2 separate regions of the Homo sapiens genome follow, and region 1 is linked to region 2. Evidence: chromatin loops called from intact Hi-C (ENCODE). Cell type or tissue: HepG2. All regions are shown on one strand. Each heading gives the region's core, and the rest is flanking DNA. Links, peaks and the distances in the headings are about the cores only.

Evidence for each region. Hi-C counts contacts between places; a loop is a spot of excess contacts. Peaks named below come from ENCODE experiments on the same cell type or tissue, not always from the same donor. Only the 100,000 strongest peaks of a DNase experiment are listed, where the experiment ranks them.
Region 1: it touches region 2 in a loop (4-fold over the local background); 6 of 110 quality-filtered maps call a loop at or near these places.

Annotation. Positions count from the first base shown.
Region 1 is chr10:102,986,732-102,992,107 of GRCh38, reverse strand. All of the region lies in intron 1 of CNNM2 (cyclin and CBS domain divalent metal cation transport mediator 2), which reads right to left. Among named protein-coding and RNA genes, the nearest start is that of CNNM2, 71 kb to the right of the region's middle. In HepG2, for the core only: no CTCF peak of the experiment used is centred there; a DNase peak (open chromatin) is centred at 2,947; H3K4me3 peaks cover 1,059 bases.
Region 2 is chr10:103,051,806-103,057,181 of GRCh38, reverse strand. CNNM2 (cyclin and CBS domain divalent metal cation transport mediator 2) reads right to left here. Exons shown (of 8, transcript NM_017649.5): 3 at 2,716-2,853; 4 at 218-387. Among named protein-coding and RNA genes, the nearest start is that of CNNM2, 140 kb to the right of the region's middle. In HepG2, for the core only: a CTCF peak has its summit at 3,134; a DNase peak (open chromatin) is centred at 3,181; H3K4me3 peaks cover 462 bases.

The DNA.
Region 1 (5,376 bases), core at 180-5,179, 65 kb after region 2:
TGCTCAAATTGTCCACAAATATGTAGTTTGCTCAGGGATTTTAATACATCAGCATGTACATATCAATTTGTATGTATAGTACATACAGGTAATGTAAATGCAAATGTATATAGAGAAAAGCTATAAAAATTGCTCTAAAAAACTTTAATGTAATAGTTCATACAGCTGAGCTAAATTTACCTTTACCCCATCTATGGAGAAAAAAAATAAAATGTTTACTAAATAAGAGTATAACCAAGACTAAGTGTTACTGGTTAAACTATTAAGAACTCTTTCAAAGTAGACTCAAGCACTTAGAAGCATCTATTTACATGCAAAACCAAGGCTCAGGTAATTGCAAATTCCTTAAGGACCAATACTAGGTAATATATTGTGGTTCTAGTCTTTAATTTATCAGTACAAATGATAATATAACATTCCTTGAAAAATGCTCTGTATTTAAGATCTTATGCTAGTTCAGAGTGGCCTTCCCTCTACTCCTTCAGATACTCCAAATTAGTATAGCTTTACTTCAGACGATGGAATTTAAGAAATGAAAGAATCAAAATTCTGATAGTTAAGCAAGCCAAATATGAAAAAGCAGGAGAGCACTGTAATGGAGGAAAGCAGATGGAACAGTTCAAATCCTAAGATCAGATACTGTAATCTTAAAATGGGGCAAGGAAGTAACCCAAAAGAAATATTACTAAAAATAAATATCCTTTTAATCAATATCTTATTTGCTTCCATTAATTATTTCCATCCCTTTTGAAGTTGGAGGGATTTTATGAAGAGAACCAAGTAAGAGAAGGGGCACACCATTTCAAAATTTAAAATTTCTGGCCTGGTGCGGCGAGTCACATCCGTAATCCCAGCACTTTGGGAGGCCGAGGCAGGCAGATCACTTGAGGTCAGGAGTTCGAGACCAGTCTGGCCAACATGGTGAAACCTCGTCTCTACTAAAAATATAAAATATTAGCCTGGCATGGTGGCACACGCCTGTAATCCCAGCTACTCGGGAGGCTGAGGCAGGAGAATTGCTTGAACCTGGGAAGCAGAGGTTGCAGTGTGCCGAGATCGCACCACCGCACTCCAGCCTGGGCAACAGAGCAAGAATGTCTCAAAATAAAATAAAATTTCCTACAGCCACAATGGAAAATGTAAGAATTGGGTCTCATTTGTACACAGAGATAACTATTCCTACTCTCCAATTACAGTGAAAGTTCTCCATGTAGGCTGAGGAACAGGGGGTAAAAGAAATCAGAAGGTAAATTTACACAAAGATCTTTAAAGTTCCACACCGTCAACCATTCAAGGCACTGTACATTAAGGAACGGACAGATACACACTTCTCTCACACCTCAAAGAACAAAATGCAAGAGTGGATGGAAAGAATATCAAAATTGCATTAAAGATCGCTTCACTCTGTTACAAAACAAGTATAGGTGGTCAGTGATGAGTGTTCTGGTTAGGAATGAGGCTCATTCTACGCCCACCCCTTTCACTTTTACTTCCAAGAACTTTGTACACATGAAGACTTAGAGCCATTGCTATAGCTTAAAGTTAGAATTCTCCTACTTAATGCCTATTGGGAACTACACTAATAGAAACTGTTTCTATTATTTTTCTGATTCTATTCATCTATACCACTTACTAAAGCCATCTTGCTCTTCAGTTTTCTTAAACTGGCCAGTTTAACCTTAGCCATTCCACACTTTTATTCCCACGCAAAATCCCTACAATTGCTTATCCAGCTTCTGTAGCATCCCCATCCCTAGTAACATAATTCTATACATCTGGGGGCACACAAGTAGCCAGTGTGTCCTGTCTACTTGAAAGTTTAAGACCGGGCACGGTGGCTTAAACCGGGCGCGGTGGCTCACACCTGTAATCCCAGCACTTTGGGAAGCCAAGGCAGGCGGATCACCTGAGGTGAGGAGTTCGAGATCAGCCTGGCCAACATAATGAAACCCTATCTCTACTAAAAACAAACAAACAAACAAAAAACAACAAAGAATTAGCCAGGTGTGGTGGCACATGCCTATAATCCCAGCTACTTGGGAGGCTGAGGCATGAGAATCGCTTGAACCGGGGAGGGAGAGGTTGCAGTGAGACGAGATTGCACCACTGCACTGCAGCCTGGGTGACAGAGCCAGACTCTGTCTCAAAAAAAAAAAAAAGTTTAATGGATATGAAAAGTAAGAGGCTGTTATAATTATTATATTATACCTTTTGTACAATCACTAATCATCTTTAAAGAACTAGAAGCCCTATAGTTAAACAAAGGAGTATAGGCATTAAGAAACCCCAAATTGTATTTTATTTTGAGATAGGATTCTCACTCTGTCGCCCAGGCTGGAGTGCAGTGGTGCCATCTCAGCTCACTGCAACCTCCGTCTCCTGGGTCAAACAATTCTCCTGCCTCAGCCTCCCAAGTAGCTGGGACCACAAGGATGCGCCACCATGCCTGGCTAATTTTTGTATTTTTAGTAGAGATCGGGTTTCGCCATGTTGGCCAGGCTGGTCTCGAACTCTTGACCTAAGGTGATCCGCCCGCCTCAGCCTCCCAAAGTGCTGGGATTACAGGCATGAGTCACCATGCCCGTCCCCAAACTATCTTTAAATGTACCATTTTTTTTTTAAACTCACTTTAAGAACATAAAGCAAATATTTTCTCTTCCCTAAAATACAAGGAAAGCCTAAATAAAAATAAAACTTTATTTGTTGAAGTAACCTCCAAAAAAAAAGAAGAATGAAAAAAATAAAATAAAGACGACCCCAGCTAAGTCTTTAGACAGAATTTACTCACTGAACAATGAGTAATTTAACCTTGACTAGTTAAGTCTCAAAAATGTCCGATTCTTGGGGAACTGTTCGGATGGCTGAAAAGATAATGAAAGTTTCCCCTGCTCATCCTGACATTTTGCCAGGGTTTTTGCAACAGTAGTTTGCTTATCTAAATAGACATACGTTACTCAGTGAAGGTGAACTGTTGAGCTGTTCCTGTTTGCACAGAACTAAATATTTAGAATTGTAATCGGATCTGTCTGGTGTTTAAGGAAACCAGAAGAGCAACAACAACAAAAGTTCAAATCATACAAGCCTGTGTAGTTAGACAACCAGGGTTACTACTGAGTACTTCTTATTCTAAATCCTATACTCAAGGCTTCTAATCTGCTTAAGTTTTCAGAAGTCAAAATCATTCCCTTTGAAAGGGCTCATTCACAGGTGACTTCTAGAGCAACTAAGGAGAAAGTTAGTCGGTCACCTAAGCCATTAAGCCTCACTTCCGTGGAGAACAAACTTATTGATCAAAGCACCATAATGGCTTTGATGCTGGACTCAAGAATATTCTCTAATTGTGGATGAAATAGCTGCTTTTCTCAATGCTATTTTTAGGTATAATTAAGTGCCCAAAAGATAGGGTGTGGGCAGAATTTTACCAAGGAAGAGAATTTTAACCCATCATTTGGTAAAGTTAGCAAATGATGAGCTGAGGTCCCTGGATGCTCTAGGGCAGCTGCAGAACGAGACATTCACTCAAACTGTATGCCAAAGTATGTGTGTGTATGCATACTTCTGGGGAAAAGGTCTATACTTTGTATAAGATTCTTAAAATGACATGTCAAAACTTTGAGAATCCCAGACCTATAGAATTTCTTTGTGGTCAAACGAAAGCACTTTTGTAGTATCTGTGTCACTTTCATTTGCACCTGTGAGCATTCACAGGTTTCAGTCTAAAACGTATTAACACCCCTGACTACAGTAAGGGTCTTGAGACCCTATCTTTGTCCCACGCCTTTTCAATATTTCTATTATTATTTTTTTGAAACAGCCTCGCTCTGTTGCCCAGGCTGGAATGCACTAGGTGCAATCCCGGCTCACTGCAACCTCCGCCTCCCAGGTTCAAGTGATTCTCCTGCCTCAGCCTCCCAAGTAGCTGGGATTACAGGCGCCCACCACCACTCCCGGCTAAGTTTTTTTGTATTTTTAATAGAGACGGGGTTTCACCAGGTTACCGAGGCTGGTCTCAAACTCCTGACCTCAGGTGATCCACCCGCCTCGGCCTCCCAAAGTGCTGGGATTACAGGCATGAGCCACCATGCCCGGCCTTTTCAATATTTCTAAATCAATTAAGTAGCGTGGTGCATACAGCTGATTAACAGGTCTCCAGAATTATCTGCTGCCACAGTTCAGGTCTTCACATTGAGGCCTCAGAGAGAAGACAGTGGACTCTGACCTTTGGCTCTGGTCTCATTATCTTTGGAACCTTAATTTCCAAAGGAAAATAGTGATAATTCCTGCCCCACATTTCACACAACTGTTGGGGGTGACAATCTTGAACCAAAGATGTAGGGTGTTTTATTTTTGTTAGAGCAGAGGTTGCAAACCATTTTTGACTATGTATTCTATGAAAATGTTGAGTACACCTCCCTAATTTATATTTACTTATAAATTATATATATTACAAAATATATACATCATGAAATCCATATAAAAATAAGCTTGGCCGGGCGCAGTGGCTCAAGCCTGTAATCCCAGCACTTTGGGAGGCCGAGGCGGGCAGATCACGAGGTCAGCAGTTCGAGACCATCCTCGCCAACATGGTGAAACCCCACCTCTACTAAAAATACAAAAAAATTAGCCAGGCGTGGTGGTGGGCACCTGTGGTCCCAGCTACTCAGGAGGCTGGGGCAGGAGAATGGCGTGAACCTGGGAGGCGGAGCTTGCAGTGAGCCGAGATCACGCCACTGCACTCCAGTCTGGGTGACAGAGCGAGACTCCGTCTCAAAATAATAATAATAATAATAAGCTTAATGTATATGCATATTCATTCATATATATATATGTAAGTCCTACTGCATCCCAAGGCACAGCTACATGCAATTTACCTTGAGGACTACCGCTTTAGAATATATCATTTTCTTTATGGTTCTCTAATTTCTTCTTCTTCCTTCAAACTCTCCACCCTCAGCCTTTGTACCCTAAACCCTCTGGTTTTCTTCCTCTGAACATTCTCCTTCAGCAGTTTACTTCCTGCTTCCATCTTTTAAATTTGAGCTTTCATATTAGGTTTTCTGCTCTTCTGGGGACACCCTCCCTTGGCAATGTTGTCTTACTAACCATCAGCAGAAATCTGTGCTTGTTCCTTCTGTGTTCATCTGCAACTACTGAAATTTATACTTGAATCAAAATATCTCACTATTAGCAAATCACCTAGCCCACCCTACCCATATGTCAACACTTACACAAAATCCCTATTATTGCTTATCCAGCTTCTGCTGAATCACCACCTCTAGTAATATAATTCTACGATCTGGAGGATAAAAACTTTTTTTTTTTTTTTTTGAGACTGAGTCTTGCACTGTCACCCCGGCTGGAGTGCAGTGGCGCAAT
Region 2 (5,376 bases), core at 103-5,102:
AAGCACCTTTTAGTATTGAAAATTAAAGTAACTATTGGCATTGCTTTATATTAGAATTACTTTACAGATATGAAAACAGGAAGATAAAATTCTCCCATGTCTAAGGCTACCCCCTATAGAAAGGTTCAGTATGTACACGGTGACACCCATTCACTTACACCAAACTGAAAGATGGATACTCAGTGAGAGCAAACCACTATTGAATAATTCTTCTGACCTGCAGAATGAGAACGAAGTAGTCTACTGGCTTGTTGCGCTGGTAGAGGTAGTATTCGGGGGCTTTCTTGTTCTTCTCATCATATTTCAGTTCCTGGATGACATTGGGGTGCTTTAGCAGCCTTAGAAGGATCTTCTCTGACATCTGGGATGGGCTAAATGCTTCTACTTCTATAGATATAAACACAACTTGATATTACATTTCAAACAGAGAGAGAAAAATTATACTATTAATAGTAATTGAGGTGTTTAGATAAGAATACTTGGAATCAAAGTGATAGCATTTGAATGGACGAGGCTTCCGTTTGGTGATCCACTGGGGACAGATTACCTGGGAGAAATTAGAAAGTGCTGAATTCTCACATTTGTTCCTTTTACTTCTTTCCTTTTCAACCCATCATTGACTTCAGTCCTCATAAAAGTACACTAATTTCACTGACAGAAACGAAAATCAACGGCAAGCGGGCTCCTTGAGTGCGGGGGATGCCCCTCAACAAGCCATAACAGCCTGACTGTCGACCAACAGCCAAAGGAAGAAGCCAAGGTCAGGAGCATCAGGTGCGGTTAGTGCCAGCGCACACACACAGGTGCCCCACGTCTCCCTCTCCCACTCAACTACCCCAAGGAATGTGGGGAACAAAGAGGGTCGAGACTGGAAATAAGAGCAGGGCATGTGCACACATCAACATGCTAATTTAAAAAAAAAAAGTAATGTTCAAAAGTATTTACAAAGACAGCAATTTTATTTTAAATAACAAAAACAAAAATTACTGACTGAAGGGTGCTATCCTACAACTGGACTCTATGATATCTCAGAAGCAGAGTAGGAGATTTAGTTTTAGTTTTCTTTTTTTTTAATTTAAATTTTTTTTTTTTTTGAGAAGGAGTCTCACTCTGTCACCCAGGCTGGAGTGCAGTGACGCAATCTCGGCTCACTGCAACCGCCACCTCCCGGGTTCAAGTGATTCTTCTGCCTCAGCCTCCCGAGTAACTGGGATTACAGGCACCCACCACCATGCCTGGCTAATTTTTGTATTTTTAGTGGAGATAGAGTTTCATCATGTTGGCCAGACTGGTCTCAAGCAATCAGCCTGCCTTGGCCCCGCCAAGAGCTGAGATTACAGGCAATGAGCCACCATGCCCGGCCTAGATGTTTAGTTTTAATTTGTGGTACTTAAATGAGGAACAGTATTATCAAAATTAGAAAAAGAATAATAAGTGAAAGACATCGTCTGTTCTTTTATTTTCTAATTATGTATTTATGAAAGCTGTAAGTTCTGTATTAACTTGTGACTTTTTTGTAATAAGATAGTAATTACAGGAATTTTAGAAAATACAGAAAAAGAAAGAAGAAAGAAAAACTTATCTATAAGCCAACCACTCAGATTACCATTCTGAGCAATCAAGTGAGCATTTCTTTCCAGTGCCATGCCCAGGCACGTGTGCTCATGTATACATGTGTGTACACACAAAAACACAACTCTAATCTTAATGTACACATAGTTTTAGATTCTGTTTCTCCCCACTTTGTATTAAGCTATATTTTCTGATGTGATAAATATAATATTGTGAGCATTTCCATGTGTCTGAGAACACGACCTTAAAGAGTTAAACAGCATTCCACCATGTGGTTGCGGCTAGCCTTCTTTTAAACATGGTTTAAGTTTACTGCATGCAGATGAAAGGCACTGGCTGCCTATCAGGGACACCGATGTCTTCTAAAGCCACTGGATGCTTTAGACTTTCTCACACTTCCCCTGGCCACCAGAGCTCAACCCTGGAGAGCATCTGGGGATGGGAGAAGGGTTGGTCAGTATCTTAAGTCCATTCAACCTTGACCTCTCTGGAGCAGTCAGTGCCGGCTGGGTTGGTGGTTTAAACAACATGAACACTTGCCTCCTGAAATGGACTCGAGTTAATCTGATCTGAGGAGGCCATCAAGAAATCCATATCAAAGTTCTTAGAATTTGATTTCATTAAAATCATAAAAGATAAAGATTTAATTGTGAAAACCTAGTTTTCTTCTTTGCAAATCACAGCCCCTGTGTTACCACTGATGTCCAACTGTGCTTCCAGGACAAGCTGAAGAGAGATTGGACTCAATTGTCCATCAAACAAGCTGGTGCCAGGCTGGCACCATCAGCCTGCTCCGCCAGCTGGCTCTCCCACGGACCTAGCTGGAAGGAGATGGCCTGGCCTACTGTACACATGCAGTGTGGCACTAACATTCATCCTTACCTTTCAGACCAATTTTAAGTTACTGGTCCACCCCTGGTAAATGTCTCAGAGGGTTCATGCCGACACTGAACATAGGAGAGGAGAGAATTTAAAAAGAAAAAAACAAAACAAAACAAAAAAACAAAAAAAACAAAACACAAAAGTGGCATTACTTATCACCCCATTTCCCAGTGTCCACCCCCAACCCACCCCAGTCAGTGGTGGGTGAGAAACACGCTTCAGGGTTGGTAGAGATCTCAAACTGTGATAAGCTGCACTTGCCTGTTGCTAGGAAACGGTGCATGGCCAGGAGGAGCTGTGGTGATATTTTAACCTTCATCTCACTGTCTGTCTGCTTAAAGGCAGAAAAATCTTGCTTTCGTTCCCGGTGAGCCACTTTCTTTTTCGTTCTGTTGTCAGCTAAGGGAGGAATTAAAAGAGAGAAAAAAAAAGAAATGCATCCCATGAGATGAGGGCTCTTTTTGAATGAAAAAGACAAAATATATTGGAAGAGCTGGACTGTATTTCCAGATGCAGGCGCTCTATGCACAGATGCCACGGGGAAGGAGGGAGGGAGAGCCAGATCCTCATCAAATCAGCACGGCGGCCTGGGCACCACGCAGTCCGCAGCGAGTGACCGCAGGCAGCCTGATTAGTGAATGTACTTCAGGAAGGTCTGTAGAGGGCCCTTGTGAGCACAGCATCAGGCAAATGCTGACAGAGCCTCTCACAAGACCCACAGAAGCACACAGCAACAGGGCGCGCAGCCTGGAGTGCACAGTCCACTGTTGCTCAATGTCACCATCCTCCAGCAAAGGACCACCACTGTGTACACACAAGGGAGGAGTGTCCCTGCCTGTAAGAGGCCCCTTCCCTCTGCTGAAAGACAACACACAAACAAAACCCCCTTAAGAAACAAACATGAATGCTTTCGCAGAGCAGTGTTTTAATAATATGTTTGCTTCACTGCTACTCCAGACCATGAGATCCTCAAGGTCAAGCAGATACGAATGGGATCCGGACAGAGGTCTGCGAACTTCCTCCGAAAAGGGCCAGAGAGTCAATATTTTAGGCTATGTGGGTCTACATAGTCTCCACACTGCTGTTTAGAAAAATGAAGGAGCATGGCTGTTTTCCAATCAAACTTTCTTTATGAACACTGCAATTTGAATTGCATATAATTTTTGCATGTCACAAAGTAATTGTTCTTCTTTTGGTTTCTTTTCTTTTCTTAAGACAGGCTCTTGCTCTATTGCCCAGGCTGGAGTACAGCAGCACAATCGCAGCTCACTGCAGCCTCAACTCCAAGGCTCAAGTGATCCTCTCACCTCTGCCTCCCAAGTAGCTGGGACTGCAGGTGTGTGCCACCACGCCCAGCTAATTTTAAAATTTTTTTTGTAGAGACAGAGTCTCACTATGTTACCCAGGCTGGTATTGAACTCCTGGGCTCAAGCAATCCTCCTGCCTCAGCCTCCCAAAGTGCTGGGATTACAGACATGAGCCACCATGCTTAGCCATTTTGCAACAATTTTAAGATGTGAAAAGACACTCTTAGCTTGCAGGTCACCAGAAGCAGAGTGCAGGCACCCATGGGCTTTGGTTTACCAGTTCCTGACCTGGAAGGTAACTCCTGCAAAACCATCTTTCAAGTATTTTTCTAGACAAATTAATGATCAAGAAAAAACGAGCTTAAAGACAAGACCCCAATTGCTTGCTCCTTCCCAAGGACTGAGTCACTGCATTATTGTTTCTTGCATAAAGCAAAACAGATTGATTACTAGGCTTTTCCTGAGAAGGCGACTGCAACTTCCACTTTCTGTCTGTCTCAATTCTTTTGAGAACCAGACAGTAGAAATCAATACAGAATTTAAAAATAATTTTCTAATGGCAACAGCTGTCACTCCCAATCTCTATCCAGATCAAGAATATACCTGAAATCGGCCAGGCACGGTGACGCCTATAATCCCAGCACTTTGGAAGGCCAAGGCAGGTGGATCACTTGAGGTCAGGAGTTCGAGACCAGCCTGAACAACATGGTGAAACCTTGTCTCTACTAAAAATACAAAAATTAGCCAGGTGTGATGGCGGGTGCCTGTAATCCCAGCTACTCAGGAGGCTGAGGCAGGAGACTCCCTTGAACCCAGGAGGCGGAGGTTGCAGTGAGGTGAGATTGCACCACTGCACTCCAGCCTGGGCAATAGAGCAAGACTTAGTCTAAAAAAAAAAAAAAGAAAAAAACCTGAAACCACAAGTCCAGCATCTTGAGCCAGTAACATCAGGCAACACTTCTGTATGAGATCAGTCCAATCAAGGCTTAAGAGAAGTTAAACTAACATTTGTATAAAACTGAAGTGCAAACATAGGATCTCCTAAATGGTAAATCGCCTTCCTAATGGTAAGTACTACCCCTGGGCAAACAGAAATACAGACACACTCGGTTTGGGTTTTTTTTTTTTTGTTTTTTTTTTTGAGACGGATTCTCACTCTGTCGCCAGGCTGGAGTGCAGTGGTGCGATCTCTGCTCACTGCAACCTCTGCCTCCTGGGTTCAAGTGATTCTCCTGCCTCAGCCTCCCGAGCAGCTGGGACTACAGGCGCACGCCACCACACCCAGCTGATTTTTGTATTTTTTTTTTTAGTAGAGTCAGGGTTTCACCATGTTGACCAGGATGTTCTCCATCTCTTGACCTCATGATCCGCCTGCCTCGCCCTCCCAAAGTGCTGGGATTACAGGCATGAGCCACCACGCCCAGCCACAGTTGGTTTTTAAACAGTCATTTGTGAGGAAGGATGAAAAGAACGTAAACGTACAAATAATATTCTCTGAGACCTCTGACGACCCTCCAAGTGAGGAAAGGATAAAACAGATGTGGGAAAGGGTGTTTTTTAAGAATGCTATTCAGATGTGAGGATAAAACAGGATACGTTTTCAGAAAATAGTCGT